Linked DNA regions of Mus musculus: region 1 is linked to region 2. Evidence: chromatin loops called from intact Hi-C (ENCODE). Cell type or tissue: heart. All regions are shown on one strand.

What was found. Peaks named below come from ENCODE experiments on the same cell type or tissue, not always from the same donor. Only the 100,000 strongest peaks of a DNase experiment are listed, where the experiment ranks them.
Region 1: a loop joins it to region 2, with 2.1 times the contacts of the local background. A loop is called at or near these places in 1 of 42 quality-filtered maps.

The regions. Positions count from the first base shown.
Region 1 is chr4:106,795,907-106,803,906 of GRCm38, forward strand. Acot11 (acyl-CoA thioesterase 11) reads right to left here and starts at 3,925. Exons shown (of 16, transcript NM_025590.4): 1 at 3,778-3,925. The coding sequence starts at 3,810. In heart, a CTCF peak has its summit at 4,228 (motif pointing right); DNase peaks (open chromatin) are centred at 3,298 and 4,075; H3K4me3 peaks cover 1,239 bases; H3K27ac peaks cover 3,790 bases.
Region 2 is chr4:106,610,324-106,618,323 of GRCm38, forward strand. It overlaps Lexm (lymphocyte expansion molecule), which reads right to left and starts at 6,915. Exons shown (of 10, transcript NM_183182.3): 1 at 6,802-6,915; 2 at 5,579-5,666; 3 at 5,016-5,180; 4 at 4,712-4,834; 5 at 3,045-3,179; 6 at 2,786-2,929; 7 at 1,090-1,251; 8 at 77-202. The coding sequence starts at 6,896. In heart, a CTCF peak has its summit at 4,029 (motif pointing right); a DNase peak (open chromatin) is centred at 4,118; H3K4me3 peaks cover 693 bases; H3K27ac peaks cover 1,953 bases; H3K27me3 peaks cover 3,613 bases.

The DNA.
Region 1 (8,000 bases), 190 kb after region 2:
CGCTGGGATCTATGCTGTCACAAGTCAGCATACTCCAGCACCTGCCCTACACAGGTATGCCAATCCCTAGGAAACACCGACATAGGGAACAAAAGAACTGGGCATAACATTCTAAGGGGCATTGTTGACTCTGGAGCCAAGGAGGATGGGGAGTCAAAGGGCAGGTGATGGCTGAGCTGGGTTTGTAAGAATAAATCCAAATCATCAGAGTGAGAACACTTTGGGTGTCTGCCCATGGCTAAGGCTGGGGTTCATATGTGGCTCCCGAGAAAGCTGTTAATGGTTGGTCCTCAATTCTCCTGCAGAGCGAGCCTTCTAGGACCACCACAAGCTCTTCCAGTCCTTGGGGTCAGCCATTTTGAGCTCTTGTTGTATGACAGGCATTAGCATTTTCTGTCTGTAGGCCTCCCCTCCCACACCTGAAGCACCCCTGCCACACAGTGAGGACAACCATCAGAGTGCCACCACACAGTCAGGACCACCATCAGTGTGGTTTGCCAACTCCTCACATTCAGACTCAAGGTTAGGGTACTTTCTAGGGTCACCTAGACACAGGGACTCAGGGACAAACACCTGGCCTAAAGTCACACAGTGAGCAATAGGGTGAAAATGTTTTTTTTTTCCTGTGTATGTTTGCATGTGTTTTATATGAGTGTGTAGTACATGTGAACATGCAGGTGTGTATGCCCATGTGCATGTCTGAGATCGTCTCTATTTTATTGCTTTGAGACAGGATCTCTTACTGAACTGGAAGCTCACTATTTTCTCTAGGCTGAAATCCCAGCCAGTCCCTAGGACCTGCCTGTCCCTACCCTTCAAGGCTGGGATTACAGGCTCACACAGCTATGCCAAGCTCTTTGAATAGGTGTTTAGAATTTGAACTCGTATCTTTTTGTTTGTACATCACATCTCTACCCACTGAGCCAATTTCCCAGACCTGGAAATGAGACCCTAACGTGATAGCGCACACTTGTACTCCCGTGACTCAGGAAGCTGAAGCAGGAGGATCAGGAGTTCGAGACCATCCCGAGCTACAGAGTGAGAATGTCTCAAAACAACAGAAAGGCAAGATTCTAATCCAAGGGCTACTTCCCAAACCTCAGTGTAGTCTGGGCTGGGGAGGATGAAGTATGGAGAGGGCCCTCCAGCTATCCTGAGACTTGGATAAGTGGTGGGTCATAAGAAGGTCTGCAGCAGCACCCAGGCCAATGAGCAGAGCACAGATGCATGCTGCTGGCTCCAGTCTCCATCAGCTTGACATTAGCACCTGAGCAAGGAGTCTCAGGCGAATGGGGCCAAATAGCTCATCAAAACAGTCCCCAAGCGCCATTGGTAGCTGATCTGGACCAGGCTAGAACTGATGATTAGACGTTCAAAGTCATCTTTGGCAACATCTTCATCAAACTTGAGGCCAGCCTGGGTTACTCGAGACCCTGTCTCAAATAAAAATAGTTCAGTCCCCCAAAAAAAGAAAATGCCCCCAAACTCTCCTTTTTTTTTCCATAGGAGCAAAGGAAATTAAAATAGATGCTACGGAAAATCAAGATGTGCCAACCAGGCATAAGTTCAAAGGTGGTGATCAGTATCATTCTTAACTAATGTGAAGTCCCTGGGGACCTGGGGCATAGTTTCCACATTCAACACGAGGCTCCATCACCATAGGCTGGATGCTAGCTGAGTTTGAGTCAGGACTCGGAGTTGGAATGTTGCTCACCAGCCTTTGCCTGGCTAAGCCTGGTGTCCAGAAAGCTCTAGAATCAGAACCATTGAGTTCAAATCCCAGCTCTGCCACTTTCTGCCTCTGTGACCCTAGACAGGCCACTGACCCCTCTGAGCCTGAGTTATTCCTCATCTGGGACAAGTGTGGCGAGACAGAAGTAGAGTGGGGCGCGTACTGGTTACATTTCTTATGCTATAGCCAAGTACCTAACAAAGCAGCTGAAGGAAATACGGGCTTGTTTTGGCTCACAGTTTGAGGAAACACAGTCTAGAGGTAAGGAAATGATGGTGTCAGGTGGTCACACTGTGTCTACAGACAGGAAGCCTAGAGAGGCAATGCTGGTACTGAGATACGTGCTCTTTTTTCTCTTTTTATGGGGTCCAGGCCATAGGAATCTGCTATCCACACTCAGTGTGGGTTTCCCTCCTCAGTTGAACCTCTATGGAAACCATCTCACAGACATACCCAGATCCTGAACCCAGACAATCTGACAGCAAAGACAACTGACAGCCATCACAAGGTTGATAAAGTGGACCTGCCTCACTGAACTGAGGACGTTAACATGGGCACACTCTGAGCATGCTCCCTGGCAAAGTCAGAGCGTGGACATACTCTACCCTGGGCTCGGGGGACAGAAGCAAGAGGCCCAATAGCTCAGATTCCATCCTAGACATGGCAGAGAAACTGCCTGTCCACATTCATTCCCTAGGTATCCCTTTGCCTCTGACCAGGACTAGGTATACCAAGCACAGCTTGTAAAGTTTACTGGGGTAGAAGAGAGAGACACACAGCCAAATCTTCCATCCCAGTGAGAGCGGGGCTCATAAAGACTGCACAGTGCCATGAGAAATCTAGGAAGGCTTTCCAGAGGAGGCAGCATCCCAGCTGAATCCGAGGGCTGAGAAGGAAACCGCCAAAGAGACGGCAGGCTGACAGAGGTGCAAGGGAGGCCAAGGTCACTGGTGGTCACTGGTGGAAGGTACAGAATATATGGCAGCTAGAGAGAGCCAAGGTGGAACACTAAGACAGAAAAAGCCAATCCCTACAGTGCTGCTGAGAACACAGAGGGAGGATGGTGGGGTGTGGAGAGAGCTGGGCAAGCCTGCCAGGTAAGACTGAACAGGTGGGCACACACCACAGCTAGCTTTTCAGAGATAACCACTAGTGGGGTAGCAGATGGAAGGAGCTGGGTGAGATCCTAAAAGTACAAAGAGCCCGGGCTGGGCAAGGATGCCACTTGAGGGAAAGGACGGGTGAGATGTGTATTTAGCCAGGGCACTTTTTAAAAGGCCTTTTCTGTACCGACCTCAGTTGGCAGATACTCTTGCCCAGCACTGGCGGTACAGCCTGTCCCAAGCCCTTCTCCAGGCACCAGGCCAAAGGCCCCCCAATGAGCCACTATGCACTTGGGTGTTTCTGGGACCTCAGCACCTATCTCAACTCCAAAGTCCCAGTTAGGAGGTTCCAGGAAAAAAAATACTCTCGAAGGTCATTGCATAGGACATTTTCCACATGGCCTTTCCCTCACAGGCTGTGTTCTTACTCTCCTGTTCTCGCCTTGTACACACACCCTCACGTCGTAAATTCTGTCAGGCCATAGCCTTGGAGTCCTGAGCGGGAGAAGTGATGAGGCCCAGAGCTCAGATGGCAGGCAGCGGGATTGTGCACAGGACCCAGGGAGACACACACACACACACACCAGCAGCAGCTGGATTGTAACATGACACACACACAGCAGCAGCAGCAGTATTATGCACAAAACACACACATACACACTCAACCAAACAGAATGCCAGAACTTGCTACAGAAGATTCCATTCCACCTAACCACAAACTGCCAGCCTGAGGGAGCCTACTGTCCCCGGGTCTCTTTGGGGAGAGTACTAGTTATAACTTAAGAAGTCCGTGGGTTCTGCAATATCTCCTTCTAAAGAAGACTACAGACAGATCCCGACTAAAGATGCAGATCCTGACTTTAGAGGAAAGCATCTACTTTCTGGGCCCCCACACCAGGAGACCCATTTGTCTCCCAGGCCACCCTAACCCACAGTCCATACCCTTCGCAAGTGGTTGCCCACATTCTGAATCATTGCTGCTCCGTTTGCTGGGTTGCCAGGCTGTGGGGGGGTCTGTAGGCTCCTAAAGGGCCGCTGGTCACCTGAGCCCTGGGACTGCCAGCAAGTCCAAAAGCAGCCGGCTTCTCCTGGCTCCTCCTCCCAAGGTCCCCGCCCTCCGGAGCCAGCTGTTAATATCTCCGCCCCTTGTCCTGGCCTCTCCTCGATCCGCCCTCTGTGCGCCCCCCCTCCAACCCCAGCACAGAAAGCTCCCTAGCACCTGCCAACTGGGCCACAACCACGTGGGGCCTGTTGCCCACCTACTGGCACCACCGGACTCTATGTCTCTAGACTCAGGCAAATGCCAGCCCCCACTCCAGCCCCCTACCCCTGTCCTTGCCTAACAGAATAGAAGTCCCAGAGCTCCCATTCTCTTGCCAGGGAGTCCATCCGTCCACAAGAGGGCAGGCTGGAGTGTAGCAGGATGCCAGGGAGCTGCCAAGGCCTCCTAGAGAGACACCAGACCCACCTGCCAGAGTTTTACCTTCCGGAGTGCTACCCGACTGGCTCCTGGGCCCAGGTTGTTAGCATCCAGCAACTGCCGAACAGGGTTTATACACCGGGCCCTGACAGCCACTTCCTTATAAGCAGGTAATTCTTGTAAATGAGGCGCCTGCCAAAGTACACCCAGTATGCCACGTGGTACTCAGCACCCATGGCCATCAACGAGTGAAAGTTCTCCAGGACTTTCCCTGTCCTCTGTCACTTCTGCAAGAGGTTCGAGGCAGACGACTAGAGACACACTCTGGTCAGGACTAAAAAAGCCAAAGGGAACTGGTGACCAAATGGCTGAGGACAAGTCGCGGAGCACCAGACCCCTGCTGTGACTCAGGCTTCCTGCTGATCCTCTTTCTACATCGCAGGGATGATCCCTGGGGCTGGAAAGGGATGTATCCAAGGCGCCATGGCCACTATGTAGCAGATGGGGACAGATCAGCAGACATGTCCTCTGCCTCCTGCTTCTGCTTTCATTCTCTACACAGTTACTAACAAGTCCTCTGCCAAAGGCCCCGAGTTCACTACCATGCCTGGGACTCTGGGCAAGTCCTCTCTTCTCTCAGAGCCTTGACTCTAGGAATCAAGGACTCGCACGTCTTTCCTTGTGAGTTCTCATCAACGATCTGCACTTCTGTATCTGCAGATGAGAAACTGAAGTTATACCCAAAAGACAGCAAGATAAACACCATTGTGCTAACTCTCGACTCCCAACACTCAGGAACCTAAGGTAGAAGGATGGCCATGAGTTCAAGGCCAGCCTAGGCTACATGTTGAGTTTCAGGCCAGCCTGATTTATAATACAATGTTAGACACTGTAAAAAAAAAAAAAAAGAGGGGTGGGGACAGAGAAATGGCTCAGTGGTTAAATGTTCTTGCTACTCTTCCAAAAGAGCCCAATTCGGTCCCAGTATCCATGTCAGATGGCTCAAAGCCAACTGTAACTGAAGCTCTAGGAAATCAGATGTCTCTGAGCTCTACCACATCTGCATTCATGTGCACATACATACCCAGATGCAGACACACACACCTATACCTAACTAAAAACAAAAAAGTAAGTATTTTCTGAATGGGGGTAGAGGTTGGAGAGATAGCCCAGTTAGTAAAATGCTTGTTGTCGCAATCATGAAGACCTGAGTTTGGCTCTTAGCACCCATGTAAAAAAGTTGGGTGCACTGATGGGTCCCTGTAATCCCAGCACTAGGGAGGCAGAGATGTACAATGTCCCTTGGTGACCAGCCTAACAGAATGGGGGAGCTCCAGGTTCACTGGAGACCCTGTCTAAATAAGAAAGAAAGAAAGGAAGGAAGGAAGAAAGAAAGAAAGAAAGAAAGAAAGAAAGAAAGCAAGCTAGGCATGAGATGGTTCAGCGTGCAATGGCACTTGCTGCCAGTGGTAGTCTGAATAAAAATGGCGCCCATAGGCTCATATATTCAAATGCTTGGACATCAAGGAATGGCACTATTTGAGAGGGACTAGGAGGTGTGGCCTTGTTGGAGGAAGTGTGTCACTGGGAGTGAGCTTTGAGGTTTCAAATGCCCAAGCCAGGTCCAGTGTGTCTCTTCCTCTTCCTGCTTCCTTCAGATCTGGATGCAGAACCACCATGTCTGTTTGGACACTGCCATGTTCCCCACCACAATGATAATGAACTAAACTTCTGAAACTGTAAGCCAGCCCTCTGTGAAATTCTTTCTTTTATAAGAGTTGCTTTGGCCATAGTGTCTCTTCACATCAATAGAATAGTGACCAAGATCCTGTCCAACAACACAAGCCTGAATTTGATCCCCAGAACCACATAAAGGTGGAAGGGAGAACTGAAGGCACAAGGTTGTCCCCTGACTGCCACAAGGGTATGGCACACATGCCCTCTGCCACACACACACCACATTTCCATGCACAGTCGATAATAATAAATGAAATAAATAACACTTTTTTTAAAAAATGATTCTACTGGCTGGTTTCCTGTGTCAACTTGACACAGCTGGAGTTACCACAGAGAAAGGAGCTTCAGTTGCGGAAGTGTCTCCATGAGATCCAGCTGTAAGGCATTTTCTCAATTAGTGATCAAGTGGGGAGGGCCCATTGTAGGTGGTGCCATCCCTGAGCTGGTAGTCTTGGGTTCTATAAGAAATCAGGCTGAGCAAGGCAGGGGAAGCAAGCCAGTAAAGAACATCCCTCCATGGCCTCTGCATCAGCTCCTGCTTCCTGACCTGCTGGAGTTCCAGTCCTGACTTCCTTTGGTAATGAACAGCAAAGTGGAAGTGTAAGCTGAATAAACCCTTTCCTCCCCAACTTGCTTCTTGGTCATGATGTTAAGACAAAGATAAAGAAACAATAACTTTGGCACACACACACACAGGACTAAAACAATCCAGGTGGCTTCTGGAGGAGGTGATACTAAAGCCAGCCAGAATGGAATTAGGCAGGCTGAGAGGAAGGGTGAGATGGAAGGGTGAGATGGAAGGCCTGGCAGGACAGGACAAGTGCAGTCCTGGGCTATGAGGTGTGTCGCCCTACAGGAAAGCCAGAACCTGTCGCAGAGGTCCACACAGCAAGATTTAAGCCTAAGGTTGCTCTGTGCATGGTGAGCGAGCATGCCTGACATGGTGAAGCGTTACAAGGAAGACAGAACGGGTGTCAGACTTCTGTGGACAGCTCGTCTCACTGAGACTCCACGTGATGTAACAGACGCTGCTGCTGAACTCACAACCTCCCACCCCAGGCCCCCCTCTCTCCAGAGGACCACCATACCTCAGGCTCACCAGCTTCAATCCAACACCACCATGTAAGACATGGACAAACTGAAACCCTAAGGTGGAAAAGGCATACTGTGTGGAAGTCATCTAAACATCCCGGTCCTTACCATAAACCCAGAGCCACATTCACCTCCTCCTGCCACACGGCACACGGTGGGAGGGGGTTTGCTTAGATATCAGAGAGGACTTCCAGCGAGGCTGATCCAGGAGCACACAACAGAGAACAAGAGCTTTCTGCCGAGGTTCCTGCTCCTCACAGAGCTACGACCTGTCTGAACTGGTTCCCGTGAGCCCTCAGCAGGTCTGACCATCTGTTGCTTCAGAGATGTTGCCACTGGCATCTCCCTCTCCTTCCCACTCACCTGAGCCCCAAGGGCATCTCCTTCATCCTTGGCTCTGACCCCAATACCCAGACCACAGCCCTATATGCAGATGTCTGTCCTAGGTCCTAGAACAACCCAAACTTCAGCCTGCATCAGGTCCCCAGAGGGTAACATCTATGGTGCTGAATCCCACCCAGGTTTTGTATTTTCGTTTTAATTTTGTATGTGTGGGTGTTTCCCTAATATGTGTCTATGTACCACTTTTGTGTGCCCTTAGAAGTCAGAAGAGGAGGTCAGGTCCCTTTGACCTGGAGTTACAGATGGTTGTGAGCAGCCTTGTTTGTGCTGGAAATTGAAGCCTGCTCCTCTGAAAGAGCAGCCAGTGCTCTTAACTGTTGAGTCATCTTTCTAGCCCCCATACTCCACGGGTTTTGTTTCAGAGAACAGAGAAGTTAGGCCCAAGAACTTGCCTATCTAACAAAATCCCTAGAGATTCTGCTGGGCCATCGAGATGGACCAATGGCACTTTAGAGTGGGAACACTATAATGAGGCTCAGAGACTGGACAGTCTGCCACCAAAGCAGCAGCAGCT
Region 2 (8,000 bases):
AGAATTGGGGCTGTCTGAAGAGGCAGGAGAATGTCCCCTGCCTACCACCATGCTTCCCCAACCCAGACCCACTCACCCAGGTTCCCAAAATCATCTGGTAGGCCTTTAGGCCGCACCGTTTGGAGGCCAGGAGGAACGGTGGCCGGTTGACATGTTTCTGTTCCGTCTCATGAGGAAGCCAAGAACCAGGGCCAGCTATATCCTGGGAATAAAGAAGAAAGATTGAGGAAGCCCTAGCAATCTCAGCCCAGGATGGATAACTGAAGGCTGATGGCAGCTGACCTCACCTGCCCCGCGCTACTGCACCTTTTGTCAAAGGATGAGGGAAGGGAAGTGTCCTTAAGTTCTACATGTCCCATACCACCCACTCCATGTACCCCACAGCCAGACACCTCTTTACACGTTCCCAGGGGCCCTCGAAATGAGCAGAGTGCAGCCTGGGACTCAAGCATACTGACCCTGGAGCCAGAGAATTGAGCCTTATATAGAGTCTCCTGGCCCCTCTTGGGGGACCCAGTGAACCCTTTTTAACCTGTGCAGCCTAGTTTCCCTTTAAATGCAAGGGATGGCCCTCCCAAGCTCCCTTGGGAGAGGGATGGCAGTGGTTAGCAGGAGGTCAGACCGTACACACCCTTTGCCTCCCCTACTTTATTTCTTCCTATGGCCTTTGAGGCAGGCCTTGCTGGGAGAAGGGGGTGGCAGATGTGGTAGTGACAAAAACCAAAAGTCACTCAAAGAACTGGTCACTGTCCCCCAGAGAGGATTGCCTTGAGGCAGGCAGAACCTGGCCCCTCCCTGGGTAGATCAGGTAGGCAAACTTGAAGATACACAAGTACCCTATCGCACTCCCTCCTGCCCGGCTTTCTTGGCCCGTTCTCCAGATCCAGAGGAGGGAGCGCAGGTAGAAAGTCTCACTGGCTGGGATTTCCTGGTGGCCTGGCTCAGCTATGGTTCTACAAGGATAATCCTGATCATGGCTGCAATAACAGACGCAGCTCCCCACTACACGACCGCTGCACCCCACCTCCCTCAACCTCCCTAGCCGACTGGAAAGCTGCAGGAGAGAAACAAGCTATGGGGTACACTGACCATATTTTTGGGGCACTGACTAAGGGTTGTCCAGAAAATTCTCTCTGTGGGGTGTTTCGGATCTCGGGGATATTTCGAGAAAACCCCTTGTTTCTTCTTGTGTTGTGAGTTCATTTCGTCCAGAAAGCTCTTGTAATCTGTCAGTTCCTTGGGCTTCATTTTCTGAGGAACGGGAAGAGAGAAAGAAATCCTATACCAGGGCTCGCAGGTTACTGTACCAGGGCTCGCAGGTTCACTGTACCAGGGATCGCAGGTTCACTGTACCAGGGATCGCAGGTTCACTAACCCTCACAGAAAACCAAGTGATGCTGATGGGACTCCTTGATTAACAGAGGCTCTGCTCTGACCTGGGACATTGACAGTAGGGGGAGGGAGGCAGGTAAAGACCACTAAACACCTGAGTGTTAGCCCTAGGCCCTGCCTAGTGGGAGCAGAGTGCTGACTCCTGCAAGCTGTCTTCTATCCTCCACAAACACACAAACACATGAAACAATCCCGCACACCCATATAAGGGAACAAATGTACATTTCAAAAGATTTATAGTGAGGAGAGTCTGTATGTGGTGTCAGATGCAGAAACTCCATATTTGTCTCTCAACTTTTCTGTGAACCTAAAATTGCTCTTAAAAAAATAAATAGGGCTGGAGAGATGGCTCCGCGGTTAAGAGCACTCACTGCTCTTCTGAAGGTCGTGAGTTCAATTCCCAGCAATCACATGGTGGCTCATAACCATCTGTAATGAGGTCTGACACCCTCTTCTGGGGTGTCTGAAGATAGCTACAGTGTACTTACATATAATAAATAAATCTTTTAAAATAAATAAATAAATCTATAACAAAAATGTTCAAGCAAAGAGGCTCAGCTCTGGTTGTAGTACCAACATGGGGTGAGGGAGGCGGGTCCCAAGGCCTGCTGTACTGGGCAGTGGTCTTAGTGGCAGGTAGGAGACCCTAGGATCAGTCATGTCACAGGACATAGGACAGTGACTACCAAGGAACTCCCACTACAAGGGTCTCCTACTAAAGCTGCTGTTTTTATTCCATTGATTGCACTTTTCTTTCCCTGAGACTGGAAATTCCACACGGTCTCTTTCCCTGCATCTAACCTGTGAACTGGACTAATCCCGCTCTTCAGTGACCCCAAGTTGGGGACAAGACAAATAAGTCTGGACACACACTTGGCCCCCACAGCCATAGGCATGAAGAGAGCAAAGCAGAGAAAGCCACCAAACCTGTAAGGGATTTTGATGGGGATGGGAAAGAAGTCTGGCAAGCTACATTTCTAGCCCAGTCTCCTCTCCCACCTTCCAGTTTAGGGCTCCTTTAACCCAGGCCATTAACCCAGCTGAGTCCATGAAGCCTGGGAAATGTTTACAGCCAGACACTGCGCCTGTGCCCTTGGGGTCCCCACAGGCCTGTTGGTGCATGCCAGGCCACCTGTCTATCAGTACAGTTCATGTTATTGCTGAGAGAAGTAGCCGCGGGGTCAGATGTCCAAACTGTGACTCTGACCCATCATATCTGTGTGGCCAACCTCAGGTTCTTCGCCTCACACAGGGAGCCATACCCTGCCCTGGCAGGAGCACAGAGTAGACCCCCTTCTCCGGCAGCACTTGGTACACACGGCCACATTCCTGTGGATAATCAAAAATTAGCTCACCAAGGATTAGACCTCACAGCACCCACTCAGGCACATACCTGCACAGAGTAATGTCCATAGGGCAAAGGACTGCTCCGTTCACCAGAGAAAATGTCATAGGGGCCACGATTACCAGTGGACTTTTTCACAAAGGTCTCAAGATCGCTTTTGATGGTGTAGGTACCAGGTCCCAGGCCACTGCCCTAGAGACAAAAGCGGTAATGGTGCCTGTAGGGGAGTGGCCAAGGTGGGGCTTCAGCCTCTCTACCCCGAGGTCACCCCATAGGACCATGCAAGATGAGGCTGCTGAGGGGGTACCTGATGAAACAAGGGTGGCTTGTTAGACACTCTACACATCAGGCCGTCAGAATGTGAGCGGTTCCAGGCCTTCTCCTCCAGCTGTGTGTACGGGTTCCCCTTCTCCCCATAATTTCCAGGGCCAGGATAATAATTCTGCAGGGCAGGAGACGGAAATGCAAAGACTGTCAGTCCCAGTCTTTGTTCTGGTTCATCTGAGGAAGACATGTTTGGGGTTTCAGATCTCAAGAAGGGAAACAGGGTTTCTGGAGTGAGCACCTGTTACCCACCCCACCACACAGCATCCCCGGTGAGCCCCCTCCTCTGCTCACTCCTTTATCTCCAAGTCCAGCTACACCTCTGATTCAGCACATCGACTCAGCACCTCTGACTCAGCACATCTGACTCAGCACATCTGATTCAGCACCTCTGACTCAGCACCTCATATTCAGCCTGGTCTCCCTGATCATACTTGCTTACAATGCTTTCTCCCAATGCCTTCCCTACCCTCTGGTTTGTCAACCACATCAACCACACTAAGATCCCCAGACACCATCTTCCCTGAGACCCACCTTCCTGTTCCGCAGCCTCCATAGATCTGCCCTTTACAACTACAAAGCTGATCAACTTCCTCGCTATGCTGTGAACAGGCTGGAAAGAATGAGCACCGGAATCCTAGGCTAGGAACCTGGCTCTGCTACTTCCTAGCTGGGCGAACTCAGGCCTCTGAGCTTCATGGTCCATGGGACTAACACAGCGATGGTAATACTTTCCTTCAAGGAATAGTGATAGAGTTGAATGTCTGCAAAGCCCTCTGCCCAGGGCCCGGCAGATAGTAGGTCCCATTCCACAAGTCGGGGTGAGGTGACAGGAAGTCCTGAGATCAGAAGAACTGTGGCTAGGAGCCTAAACACAAAGGTGGTCTTTGAAGTACAGTGAACAGAGCTAAGTGGTGCCGGGAGGTGAGACCTGGCTGGATTTCTGAGGCTGGTATGCCCCTTCTAGCCACATGGGGGCACTGCTGTTCCATAGGTGATGCAATCCACCCTCCTCTCTGGACCCTGCAACCAGACCCTTGGGGAGCCAGACCTGGTAGAGGGGGTGGGGCCAGTGCTACAAAAATCAGGCCACTGTGAGGATCAGCTCTGTCTGTCCCCCAAAGAAGGAGACTGGGTCTTGCTTCCGTCCATAGCTCAGAAAGCCAGTGCATGGATCAGGTATTATGAGTCCCCTGCAGATTTTGTTCCAGTGAGGCCTCCCCAGACTGCTCTCTGTAAATCACCCCACAGCACTCTCCTTCCCTGTGCCATTTACCCTCAAAACTCCATAAGAACGATATGTATTTCCTTCTTCATACTGTGGTGTGTGTCACTAAGATGCCCGCTCTGACGTTTGTCACTGCCAGACACCCCGCTCTCCCAAAGCCTAGTTCAGTACACAGCTTTCAGTTGCTGCTTAATCATTATTTCCTGGTTGCCTAGCTAAATGAATATGTTTGTTGGGTTTCTAATATACTCTAGGTTTCTCTAGGCTCAAGACACAGGAGAGCAGAAGAGCCAACAAGAAAGCCAGGAAGGTCTGGGCAAGCCTAGGGAGAAGACGGGTTCAGAGAAGGGTGCTTGTCAAACATCCAAACAGCAACAGTCTTCCCACAGAGGACGGAGGGTGGAAGAGACAAGCTCACGTACCCCAATAAAACCTCGGAAACGTGTCTCCCCAGAGCTGAGCAGCCCCCGTTTGCTCTGTGGTTTCTTCTGCAGCTCAGTTATGAAGTCTTTGATGTTGTAGGAGCCAGGGCCACGCTTGTGCACCTGCCCCAAAAGAAAAGAACGCAGGATGGAAAAGGAACCTGGGGAGGTCCAGCCAGGAAGAGCCCAAAGGGTGACGGTGTTCTCCAAGAGGAAGCTGTATCCACTAGGACTCTGGAGGGATAGCCATGTGGACAGGAAGCCTTGCTCCTAGAGGTCGGGAAGGGTATGCCCCGAAGTTCACCTGCTGCTCTTTTTCCTTCTTGATGGCCTGGTAGTGGAAGTGGGGTAGCTGGGTCAGCCGAGTGGCTTCGTGGGCCTGGGACCATCCTGAGCCCAACTTCTGTTCCAGGAACTTCTTGCTGAAGCAGGTATCCTTGGAGTTATAGGTCCCAGGTCCTATGTGGGACTAAGTTAAAGCAGGCTCTCAGCTGAGTCGGTCATAACCACCTACCCCACCCCTTTGCATGTGCAAGTCACCCCTGGCCTAGGAATTAAACTAGACAGTTCCCCAGTCTGACGACCAGGAGGAGCTCAGCACTCAAGATCGAGTCCTGACCACCTCTGTGACTGGCCTTGTTCCACTTCAGGGAAATACAGAGTAGAAACAGCTGTGGAAGAGGAAGCCTGCGGCCCTTAAACTCCTAGGGTTCTAGCATAGTCCTGAGTTTATCAAACATCTGGAGCCAAGAATGAGGCAAGCTTGGGTTGGAGCATGCGCAGGTGTATTGGGGAAGGGACGCGGTTGGAGCATGCGCGGGCGTATTGGGGGCGGGACACAGACCACGTGAAAGGAAGCAGGCTCACCAGTTCCACCGAATGATGTCTGGAGTATGGGGCCTCTGTGAAGGTGCTGAATTTCTTCTGGTTGGGATAGACAGCGGAGACATCAAACCTAAGAGAGGTATAAGTGAGGGCCCATCTGGTCCTGACTGGGGCAGCCCTGGTGGACAGGCAGTTGGTTTCCCAGGACAGGCGACTTTGGAGCTGACCCTTGAATGTCACTTTGGATCTGCTTCATCATTTTGAGAGTTCCTGAGATGCTCTGCCACCCACCCTATGCTCTGCCTCTCCCTACAGCTTCATTCTTCTTCAGAGTTCTTACCATTATCCTTCCCAGCTCAAGTAGATAGATAGATGTTATACTACAGGGTGGATACTTCATATCATCTTTCATATACGTTTAATTATCCAGACCACCTCATGATCACAGATTCTAGAACCGTGTGTGGCACATAGTAGGTCATTTATATGCAACTATATTACATAATAGAACATAAAAAGAAATATGACAGTTGAGCATAATGGTGCACACCTTTAATCCCAGCACTTGGGCGGCAGAGACAGGTGGATCTCTATGACTTTGAAGTCAGCCTGGTCTATAGAGTGAGTTCCAAGACACCCAGGGTTATGTAGAGAGACTGTCTCAAAAAGAAAGAGAGAGAGAGAGAGAGAGAGAGAGAGAGAGAGAGAGAGAGAGAGAGAGAGAGAGAGAGAGGAAAGGAAAAGAAAAGAAAAGAAAAGAAAAGAAAAGAAAAGAAAAGAAAAGAAAAGAAAAAGAAAAAAGAAATAAGACACCTGGGTTGCAAACAAAACTTTTTAGCTAAATTTCATGGGATGGGCAGACCATGTGGCCTCTATGAATATTTTACATTAGGTGGTTTGGAAATAGTTTGCAAGAACTTGCTACAAAAATGGAACAGAAAACAAACAAACTTAGAGGCTTTAATCCCAGCACAGAGAGGGCAATGATAGGCAGATCTCTGTGAGTTCTGTCCAAGCAGGGCTACATAGGAAGAGAGGAGGAGAAAAGAGGAGGAGGAGGAGGAGGAGGAGGAGGAGGAGGAGGAGGAGGAGGAGGAGGAGGAGAAAGTGAGTGGGGGAGGGGCGAGCCAGCCCTCTTCCCTTCCTTCCCGGGCTCCAGCCTTCTGGGTTAGCCTTCCTCCCGGAGGCGGAGGCAGAGGCGCTGGTGGGGCCACAGGAACTCCCTTGGATCCTGGGTGCTAGGCCAGGAAGCAGTTGGGCCCCACCTGTGGCTCTGCACCCCAAAGGGCGCCCCTTTGAACCACTTGGGGATGGTGGACATGATGTTGCGCGGGGGGGCGCCGTGGGTGCGAGGTCTCATTGAGCCTAGACTCCAGCCTGCCCCCACCCCGGCACAACACCCCCTTGACACCGCGCGCTGCCACGGCAACCCGCAACCGGGGCGTTATGATTCAGCAAGTACAGACCTGCTTCGTGACACGTGGGAGCTCTCCAGCGTGCTGGCTGCCCCCTGACGTTATCATTCACTTTATATTCCCAATGCTGCCTTGCCTGAGACCCTTCCTGGGCTCCTTCAGACCTTAGGATCCCCCTGGGGTTTAATGAGAGAGCTCTTGTCACTTGCTGAGAATCTGTTTATTTCTGCTTATACTGGGGAGAGCCCAGGCTCAGAAATTGCCTTCATGTTCACCTTGTAAGGGAAACGGAGGGGAGAGCAGACTTGGGAATTCTGGTCCTTCTCTGCTGGATGGAACTCTGGCGGGGGAGGGGAGCGATGGGGAGAGGGGCGTGGCAGGGCAGGGTGGGGCGGGGAAGCCAAGGAAGATGGCACGTGGAGGACAAGTAGAGAGATAGGTGAAGGTACTTAGAGACATCAGAAGGGATGCAGTGGCATCAGAACCTCAGATATCCACTCTGAGCAGACACTAAAGGACGACTGGCCCCCAAATGTGGTCCCTGTCCTCTGACAACCACTTCCACAGCTTGGCCAGGCTAGCAGGTGGGGAATGGGGTGGGGCCCAGCCTGTGGACAGGCACTTCAGGGAAGAATCCCAAAGGAGGAATCACTTGCTAGGTGAAGAAAGAGGGGAGGGTGTGCCCCCAACCTGGTGTGACCAGCTCTCCCTCCTCCTCCCTTCCCCTACTGATAGCATCCTCTGGCTGTGCTAATGTCTCCTTCATTACCCCAGAGCCCTGCAAGGGCTTTCAGCAGAGATGGAACAGATGTCTGTCTACACCCCACTCCTGTGACAAGATAACTGGAGGTCGATGGAAGATACCTTCAGTCCTGCATCCAACCAGTGGCAAAGCACACCAGAGGCACAGCAGCCTCCTACAGCAGACCCACACCACAGTTGGTATTTAAATGGAAAGCTGGACTAATGGCTCCAGGCCTGGCAGTCACAGAGTCACAGCTGATAGAGCGACCACAGTATACCACTGAGCGGGGGGGGGGGGGGTGTGT